Linked DNA regions of Homo sapiens: region 2 is linked to region 1. A link is an interaction called in ENCODE POLR2A ChIA-PET data of the cell type or tissue named here. Cell type or tissue: PC-9. All regions are shown on one strand.

The links. ChIA-PET counts read pairs that join two places held together with the same protein. Peaks named below come from ENCODE experiments on the same cell type or tissue, not always from the same donor. Only the 100,000 strongest peaks of a DNase experiment are listed, where the experiment ranks them.
Region 2: POLR2A ChIA-PET joins it to region 1 with 6 read pairs; 2 of 35 experiments call an interaction of 5 or more read pairs at or near these places.

What each region holds. Positions count from the first base shown.
Region 1 is chr7:30,843,692-30,848,691 of GRCh38, forward strand. The region is part of intron 9 of MINDY4 (MINDY lysine 48 deubiquitinase 4); the gene reads left to right. The region is part of intron 11 of INMT-MINDY4 (INMT-MINDY4 readthrough (NMD candidate)); the gene reads left to right. Among named protein-coding and RNA genes, the nearest start is that of AQP1, 66 kb to the right of the region's middle. RefSeq lists an enhancer at 4,770-4,839. In PC-9, no CTCF peak of the experiment used is centred here; DNase peaks (open chromatin) are centred at 2,180 and 2,850; H3K27ac peaks cover 1,835 bases.
Region 2 is chr7:30,964,777-30,969,776 of GRCh38, forward strand. GHRHR (growth hormone releasing hormone receptor) reads left to right here. Exons shown (of 13, transcript NM_000823.4): 2 at 4,058-4,160; 3 at 4,287-4,394. Among named protein-coding and RNA genes, the nearest start is that of GHRHR, 3.3 kb to the left of the region's middle. In PC-9, no CTCF peak of the experiment used is centred here; no DNase peak of the experiment used is centred here; H3K27me3 peaks cover 3,151 bases.

The sequences.
Region 1 (5,000 bases):
TCCCAAGGGGGTGTCTGGGTAGAAAGAAAACTGCTAAGCTGGAGGAGTGAGGTTTTCTATCTGTCGTTGCCGGCCAGGCAGGTACCTCCTAGCTGCAGGCCAAGGATGGTGCAGCCCAGTGGGTCCTGGGGCTGTGGGGGTGGGCAGAGGAGGAGGGAAGAAGGAGCTGCTGGCCTGTTGGGGGTCATCATGTGTGGAGGTGTGCCAGGTGCCAAGGAGCCAGACCTTATGGGGGGGCCTGCCTGGCTGGACCAGAGGAGGTCTGTGCCATGCAGCTGGGAGAGCACGGCCTGCTGGCCAGGGCCACCTTCTCCAGCGAGCCTGGAAGGATTCATGGTGTAGGAGAGTGACCTCGCTTTTGTTTGGAGCCCTGCAACTCTGGGTGCTGCTTGTAGCCCACCCCCTGGACTGGGTGCTGCTTGTAGCCCACCCCTACCGGCTGCTGCCCCATCACAGAGGTGCTGTGCTGTGCAGGTTGAGTGAAGCGGTCTGACTTCCTGCTCCCACAGACCTCCTAGCAGGCCTCAGGGGACATTCTTCAGACTCCCCTGAGAGGGAGGAGTGGAGAGCCTGGCTTAGTTATGGAGCTCGCTGAAAAAGCCTCAGGGGACTCAGGCAGAGCTGTCACAGGGAGACAAGCTGGGGAGGCCCAGAGACCGTCTCCCCTGACCCCAGCAAGGACTCGCCTCCTCCTGGTGATGGGCCCTGGGCAGCAGGCACCAGATGCCCTCCCCAGCCCTCCCACCCCAGTCTCCTCCCACTCTCCTGCACTGGTCCTGCCTCAGGTCGCAGGTAGATAGGGGTTGGGGAGGAAGAACCCTCCTGAGGACAGGTTAGGGCTTCTGTCAAGTGAAGACCCGGAAGACCAGGGAGTGAGGGCCTGCTGTCGGGGGCCTGGAGAAGAGAAGGGAGGTGGAGTCCATGTCACTGCTTTGCCAAGGCCCTGAAGGTCAGAGGCTACAGAAGGTTGTCCTTGCCAAGTGGGTGGGTGTCTAGCCTGTAGATGTTGGTGCCCAGGCTGGGAGGGGGAATGCCTGGCTTTGTGCCCCTCAGCCACCCTGGGAGAGGGGAAGGGTGCTGAAGAGGGTACCAGACCGGGTCAGGACCTGGATTATGGTTGTGTGGAAACAGAGCATCACTTTCTCCGTTTGTGAACTAGGAATAGTCATCTCTGGCTTGCCTAAATTGGACTCAGTAAGAAAATGCAAAGTCCTTTGTAAATCTTCAAGGGCTCTATAAGTGAGTAGGGCCATTGAACTCAGCCTGCCATGGTACAGATGGGGAAACTGAGGCCCAGAGAGGGAAAGATGGTTGTTCAGGGTCACATCTGGCATCCCTGGCAGAACCAAGACTGGCACCTGGTGCCCCTGTGTCACATTGTGCTGCTGTGCCCTGCAAGAGGCATGGAGCAGTGGGGGCCCAGGGAGGCCAGGAGGAAGGCTGAGGGCTCTGAGTTTTAGACTTCCATCGCTGGACACCCACACAGACTCCTAGGGACCAAGGGGTGGCTCTGTTCATGAACGGCTTCACGGTGGAACCTCCCCTTTGGCTTTAAGTTAGAAAAGATGAACACAGAAGAGTACAGAGAGCAACATAGCAAACACCTACAGAGCCCCTGCCCCACACGAGCAAAGGGAAACACTGGGTCACGTGGGCAGGAACCTCTCTCAGTCCTCAGCTCCTCGGTTTCATTGACTTATATAGTTTTCACATTGATTGATTGTGTTATTGATGTTCCTTCAAAAGCCATGTGTGAATGGTTGGGTGTGAGGCCTCAGCACTCCCTTTTGACTCTGAAATTCTAGGATTTCAGACATGATCCAGCTTAAAAAAAAAAAAAAAAAAGGGCAAGCTCTTCTGTTTTCTTCAGGAACACCACGATGACCTGCCATCAGCTGCCATCTGCTCTGCGGCTCTGGGGAGCTCAGGCCCTGTGGACCCAGAGGCAGCCCCTGCACTTTCCTGCCTGTGTGCGGGGTCTGCCTTGGCCCTGGAGGCCCCCACCTCAGATGTTGCCCACCACATCTGGTGGGGAAATGGTTCTGTGAAAGCAGATGGAGGATGGGATCGCACCCTCCAGGGAAGTCACGCTGAAATAAAGGCATCTTGGCAGTGGTGGTGTTTTTTCTGCAGGACTGTCTGGCTTCATTACGACTCATTCCATCAGGCCGGCAGCCGGCCTCTCCTCAGTCGGGAAGGATGGAGCTGGGCAGCAGTACTTGGTGTTTTTCCACTTGAGAAGAGGCTGTGCCGGCTTGGCTCACAGAAAGAGATGAAGAGCTCTTGATCCCCCTGAAGGCCTGGAGAGAGCCACAGGCCAGGAACGGCCCTCAGAGGCGGGTGCGGATCTGAGAGTCGGGGAATCCAGGAAGTCCTCCTCTCACTTCCACTTCCCCTCTGAAGTTGGGGAATTCGAGGCCCAGATAAGGAGAGGTGCTTGCCCAAGGCCTCTGTGGACATTGGTAGCAGAACCTATGGTCCTGCAGCCCCAGGCCAGCCTTTCTACCCCCTATTGCAGCTTTTGACCCTGAGAGGGAGCAGACAGGGAGCTCCCCCAAATTATAGACTCTGTACATGGCTCCATGGGCACGTCACAGTGGACAGGTGAGGCTATTTTGAGAAAGTTAGGGTAGAAACATCTCTTTCATCTGAAACACTTGGGTAATTTAGGTAAAAGCAGGATGTATTATTCCCTCAAGATCATTTATTTTCCCTATCTCTAGATAAATGTCTTTTTCCTGCACTTCACCTGTGAGGAATTCGACTCTTAAAGAAACTTCTCTTGGTTTAAGAGCCTGGCCAGGTGCCAGCCTCCTGGGAGGAGTCTGACTGATCAGGAAATGCAGACCTGTTTGTCACCTGGGTTCTGCCAGTGAAGGCGTGCGCTGAGCTATCTGGTAAAGGCCTGGGTGATTCAGACGCAGGACCTTTCCCTGTCATCATCTGTGGGTGCAGGTTCTCACGCAGGCACATACAGCCCTGGCTAATCTGGGGTGGGTTAAATCCACGGTCCCCAGCCTTTTTGGCACCAGGGACTGGTTTTGTGGAAGACAATTTTTCCATGGACTGGAGGTGGGGGTGGGATGGTTTCGGTATGATTCAAGTGCATTACATTTATCATTAGATTCTCATAAGGAGCGCGCAACCTAGATCCCTCGCATGCACAATTCACAATAGGGTTCCTGCCCCCACGAGAGTCTTATGCCACTGCTGATCTGACAGCAGGCAGAACGCAGCTTCACTGGCTCGTCCGCTGCTCACCTCCTGCTGTGCGGCCTGGTTCCTAACAGGCCACAGACCAGTGCCAGTCTGTGGCCTGGGGGTTGGGAACTCCTGGGTTAAAGACAGAATGGCAGTGTTGGAATGATGCTTTGGGGGCATCTGACCCAGTGTCTGCATTTGTAGGTGGGCAGGGAAACAAAGGCCAGGGAGGGCAACGGTTTTACCAGAACCTGTGAACCAGGAATCCAGCCCAAGCCTCTTACCTGTCTGATCACTGTACTTTTTCCAACTCTACTGTGTTTTCTAGAAAACTGTGTCTCAAAAGAGAAAGATGGAGAAGGCCCAGGGAAGAATAGAGAGACTGGCAGAGTTACTAACTGGAAGCCAATGAAAAGAATGAGGACTTGTGCTTGGAGACATGGTGGTTCAAAGGGGCTGTAAGCAGAGCCTGTAGGATGAGGGGACAGGCCCTGCCCAAGAGCAAGATCTCTTGATTGTGTTACATGGTGCTGAAAAGACAGGGTCAAAGGCAAAGGAGGCTGGTTCCTGAAACCAGGTGCCCACGGCAGTTGGTTCTACTTACCCAAGCTCTCCTTCCTTCCTCAGTGTTTATTTTTTCCAGTTTTTACTAACTATCTGATCTGAGTAAATCACTGTGTCTCCATGCCTCAGTTTCCCCATTTTACAAAGAGGATATAATGGTACCTCCCTCATAGGGTTGCTTTAACAATTTGATGAAATAACATGGAAAGAGTTTATAACAGTGTCTGGCACATGATAAATACTCTATATATGTGTGTGTGTTTTTTGTTGTTTGTTCGTTTTTGTTTTTGTTTTTGTTTTAGAGACAGGGTATCACTCTGTCACCTAGGCTAGAATGCAGTGGCACGATCATGGCCCACTGCAGCCTCCAACTCCTGGGCTCAAGCAATCCTTCTGCCTCAGCCTCCTGAGTATCTGGGACTGCACATGCCACCACACCTGGCTGATTTTTTGATTTTTCTAGACAGAGTCTCGCTATGTTGCCTGGGCTGTTCTCAAACTCCTGGCCTCAAGCGATCCTCCCACCTGGGGCTTCCCAAAGTGCTGGGATTACAGACATGAACCACTGCACCTGGCCACTGTTGGCTTTTAAAATCTTATTTGTTGCTACACTGAGAAGCTTCCAACTGAGAATTACCTGCTTCAGTAAGTTAGTGTAGAAGTGTTTGACAGGGGGTCTCCTTACTTCCAGATATGGAGTTTTTCCAGCTTAGGTGTTCTAGGCAGAAAGTACACTCCAGGCACGATTTTGTGTAACGTCTATCCATGTTGGGGAACACTGGTCACACCTGTGTTGTAGGAAGACACGCCCCCACCCCCACCCCATGTGTATGTGCAATGGTGATTGGACGGTGGGGTGAGATGGAGCAAAACTGCTGGTGGGGCACTGGCTGTAACAGCTGAACTGAGGGCAGAACACCCTGGCCTGGGCCACACAGCAGGGGAAGGGTGGGCATGAGGTACTCAGGATGTGCAGTTGACAGTACATGGCCATCATTTGTATGAGAGCAGGGCATGAAGCAGGAGCTGTGGGGGTGATGGAGTCACATTTGTGGGTTCTGAGTCCAGTCCTTTCTCCTTTTTCTGATAAGCTCTGCTTTCCAGGGCCCCCTTAGTCCTTGGTGTGGGCTCTCCTGAAACCTAGAGCAATGTTTTCTCATGGTGGTTTTCATAGTGAACCGTGACCTGGGCCAGTGCTCCCAGCAGCTGGGGCATCCGGTTCGGTGAATGCTTGG
Region 2 (5,000 bases), 120 kb after region 1:
GGAGCACGGGGCATCAGGAGAGAGGGCCCTTCCTGAATGGGCTGCAGTTTCCCAGTAACTTTCCAGGAGGTTACTGCAAGTGACAGCAGGGACCAGGCTGGGAGTCACAAGGTTCTGGGATGGTGAGGGCCTGAAGCATTCTTCCTCCGCTGCCTTATTGGAGGGTGCTGCCCCTCCCGAGCACCTTGCTGCACCTGCTCCTGAGTGCACAGGCTTTGAGCTTGAATCCTGGACGCATGAAACTAGCCGTGTGAACTGCAAGTTCCTCAGCCTTCCTGAGTCTTGCTTTTATCTCTTTTGTTAAAAGAGAAAATATCCGCTGGCCCGGGTCACTGTGCATTGAGTGGAATCTGATTTGTCAAGGGCTGGGCATAGGGGTGCAACACAGGAAACTTCGACTGCCCCCCTGTCTGCCATCTGTGTGCACTCTACAGCAAAAGCTTTATTTTTAGCAGGGGTACCCAAGATCTGGTGGTGGCCATTCAGCAGATGGTGCTAGTACCAAAGCTAGAACTCAATCACTGTTTGCCAGTGTGGGCATCATCCCCTGCAGATACCAGGAAGAGCAGCAGGCATAGATGCAAGGCCTGGGGGTCCAGGGCGATGGAGCCTCCCCTCAGGGGTGGGTGGGGTCCACGATGTGTGTGGGGGGGTGACTGGGAGCCCCAGGATGTGTTTCGCCAGTCCTAATTCAGCAGGAGCATTTGGATAAATCTTAGAACGATCTATCCTTCCACTCCCACCACTTCCCTCCCTAGAATCTCTCCTTACATCTGGCCCTATGCCCACACATCCTGAGTCATTAGTGGGGCTTCTCTGAATTTCCCTCCTTCTCTTAGAGGTGTGGGCACTGTCTGTTCATCCTTTTGGCATGAGGCTGCTCTCCTGGCATCCTTTGCCCTCAGTTGCTTCCCCAAATTGGCCCTGAAAAGTTTCCCAGGCAGGGTTGGGGCTTGCCAGACTGTGCAGTAGGCAGAAGGATAGGCAGAGACCACAGCTCTTCCAACAGCCCAGGGTCAATATCAGGCTGATGGTGTGAGAAAGTCCCATACAGGCCCATCTGCCCTCCTGCTCTTCCTTCCCCGCTTTGTGCGCTCAGTCTGTTGGGAGATGTAGGGGAGACGCAACGGGGCTCTGCCCTGAGATGGACCTGAGGTTACTGAGTCCTCGGGAGGAAGCCAAGAGCTGAGTCCGGGGCACCCACCAAAATAAGACCTGGAGCCTGGGTAGTGGGTGACATCTGCACCCTGGGGCCTTGCAGGGCCAGGCAGGAGATGGCAGAGCTGCGTCCAAGCCATGGACCCATGGGGTCAGCAGGGCGGGACAGGAGTGACTTCTCCTGCCAGGGTAGCACTGGTGGGGGTGACCCTCCTTACTGGGCTGGCTCTCCAGATTTTCTCCTATCCCACAAATCTGCGGCAGAGCTCTCGGGTCTCTCCACGTGGTCACCCACCATCTATTGTCCCCACTCTGGTGGTCAAAGTCTCTACTCTCTGACCCCAGCCCTGGTCTTACATCTGCTACACTATTTGCTGTGCCTGCATTTCTCCCAAAGAACACTAGCTGTTAATTAAACATTTGCTGACATGGATCCTGCTAGACATTGAGGGTGTGTGTGTGTGGGGTGGGGGTGGGGGCCATGGGGAGAGAAACATTAGTCCTGAGCTGATACTTCCCAAATACACCTTTTCCCACTTCCCTTGTCCTTGCACATGCTGTGCTTTCTGTTCCAGATGCTCTTCTCCCCACTGTGTGTGTCTGGCTCTAAAAAATGCTCCCTTGTCCCCAGGTCCAGCTCAAATGCCACCTCCCCAATCCCTGTGAGAGGGACATTCCCTCCCATGGTACCTGTCTTGCTTCTTTTTGTTTTTTTTTTGTTTTTCTGAGATGGAGTCTCACTTTATCGCCCAGGCTGGAGTACAGTGGCACAATCTCAGCTCACTGTAACCTCCGCCTCCTGGGTTCAAGTGATTCTCCTGCCTCAGCCTCCTGAGTAGCTGGGATTACAGGAGCGTGTCATCACACCCAGCTAATTTTTGTATTTTTGTAGAGATAGTGTTTTGCCACATTGGTCAGGCTGGTGTTTAACTCCTGACGTCAGGTGATCCGCCTACCTTGGCCTCCCAAAGTGCTGGGATTACAGGCATGAGCCACTGCGCCCGGCCCCTGTCCTGCTTCTGATCACAGTTTGCGCAGGGTCTATTAGGATCCAGCCCTTCTCCCTTCCCCAGCCCCTCCTCTCCTGTGAAAGCCTGGGGGAACAGACATCTACACTGGTTGACTTGGATGTGTGTTTTATACAAAAATGTGTATGCTGTATACCCAGTTCACAGTGCAGAAAGTATGTTTTGTAAACTTGGCTTCCCTTGTATGTATCTGTTTGGGCTCTGGCCTGCTGGGCGATCAGTTTTGGTTTTCCTTCGGTTTGGGGCGGTGGGAGGGAGAAGTGCTAGAAATTCCTGCTGTTCACTTCCAGTTTCCTGGAGAACTTGTTAAAATACAAAGTGCTGGATCCACCCTAGATCTCTACATATTCCTGCTTCCATCCCAATGGATCTCTAGCTGGTTCTTGAGGCACACTTTCAGAAGTACTGCTAGAAGATTCCCAAAAAAACCCCAACTTGTTTCCAGCTTCCAGAGATCATTTCTCATGGCCACTGTGTAGCACAAGATCTGGGAGGCTCCTAAAACTATAATCTTTCAAGGTTGCTCAGCCATCAAGGTTATGATCCTTTCATCTACACATCCATGAAGCCACACATCCATCCTTACACAGCTCTCTCACTCATCCACCATGCACCCATCCATGCAGCCAGTCATCTGTCTATCCATCCATCCACCTCCCCAGCCATATATTTGTCTGTCTGTCTGTATACTCATCCATTCCACTAGCCTTCCTTCCTTCTTTTCTGCCTTCCTGCCTTCCTGCCTTCCTTCCCTCCTTCCTTTTTTTATGCAGCCTTCACCTCATTCATGTGCTCACTCATCCATGTGCTCATTCATTCATCCATCTTCTCTCTCACTTACTAAGCTACCCATTTGCTCATGTGTTCCTGCCTGTGTGCACCCCTAAAAGCAGAGACTGAGACAAAGGTCAGAAATTTAAAATGGTTTCCAGTGGGGTAAATCCAAAGTATTGGCAGAGCTGCATTCCTCCTGGAGACTGTAGAGAATAATCCATTTCCTTGCCTTTTCCTTGGGTTCATGCCCTTTCTCCATCTTCAGACCAGCAGTGTGGCATCTTTAAATCTCAGTTCCCACGGCACACATCCTCATGTCACCTCCTCTGATTCTGACTCTCTTGCCTACTGCCCATCCTATAAGGAGCCTTGCGATTACATCAGGCCTACTCAGATAATCAAGGATGAGCTTTGCATCTCAAGATCCTGAACTCAATCACATCTGCAAAGTCCTTTTGCCGTTTAAGGTAACATATTCACAGGTTCCACAGATTAGGATGTGGACATCTTTGGGGGCCATTATTCTGTCTACCATTATTATGCAGAACTGCTTCCAGGGAGCAGGAGTGGAGAGCAAGGAGAATGACACAGGGAAGGAGGAAAGGCCCTGATGAGAATGGAGTTGGCCATCCCTGTGAGATCTTCAGAAGCATATTGTCTAATGTGTCTCAGAACTTACTTACATGAGACAGAATGGAGAAACATCCATCCAAACCTAGGCAGACCTAGGTTTGTATACCAACTTCCTCTTTTCCGGGGTGACTTTGGGCAAGTCGGTCAACCCTAACCTCTGCTTCCTGAGCTGTGAAATGGAAAGAACAAGAGCATTAACTGCACAAGAGAGGATTAGACCTTCTGTTCCTCCCTCTCTCCCTCCCTCCCTCCCTCCCTCCCTCCCTCCCTCCCTTCCTTCCTTCCTTCCTTCCTTCCATCTGAACATCTACCAAACACACCTGAAACTACTGTGAGCAGGTCTTTGCCTAGGATTAGGGCACAGATATGAATCAGGCCTTGTCCCTGTTCTCAGGTCATGTGGACCACAGAGCCCAGAAAGACACCCAAATGGCTTGGCTCATCCTGTTCACTGTTTCCAGCAGGTATTGGGCCACATGCACCCAGAATGTGACTTCATCACCCAGCTGAGAGAGGATGAGAGTGCCTGTCTACAAGCAGCAGAGGAGATGCCCAACACCACCCTGGGTATGGGGCCTAGGAGGCAGGTGGTGGCTTCTCTGATTCCTTTATATCCTCCAGCCTCACCCCTCGGATTATTGGGACAGCCCTGCACCTGGGCTGAGTCTCTGCTGCTCCTGGCTCTCTATCCAGGCTGCCCTGCGACCTGGGATGGGCTGCTGTGCTGGCCAACGGCAGGCTCTGGCGAGTGGGTCACCCTCCCCTGCCCGGATTTCTTCTCTCACTTCAGCTCAGAGTCAGGTGAGGGGTGCTGGGTGTGGCGGTGGGAAAGGGAGGTGCTTTCATCTGGAAGTGGCAGAATCATCACTGGATTTGGGGGCAGGCTAACCTGGGTTTGTATACCAACTTCCCCTCTTCTGGGGTGACCTCGGGCCAGTCAGTCTATCCTGATCTCTGCTTCCTGAGCTGTGAACTGGGGAGAACAAGAGCATTAACTGTGCAGGAAAGTATTAGAGTGCAGAACCTGTAAGTGCTGGACCTGGATGCCCTCCAGGTGTTAGCAGAAGCCTGGCTGCAAGGGTGGAGGAGGGCAGGCCTGCCTGACTGCCAAGACACCACCAACTGCCCAGGATGGAGAGGGTGGGGCACTCTGCTGCTCTGCTTCACTTCCCTGGCCTAGGTGCTGGGACAGTGAGGGCCTCTTTTCTCCCTACTGCCCTTAGGATGCTGGCAGCCCAGCTCACCACTCCTCACCCCTCAGGGGAATAATCCTCTTTGTGAAGAGATGGCACCTTTGAAGCCAGAGAAGGAAGGCCCCATAGTGTGTCCCTGGGCAGGCTAGACCTGGGCCCCAGGCCTCTGGAGCCACCCTCTCTGTTGCTCAGAGGAGCTGTCCATGCAAACCCT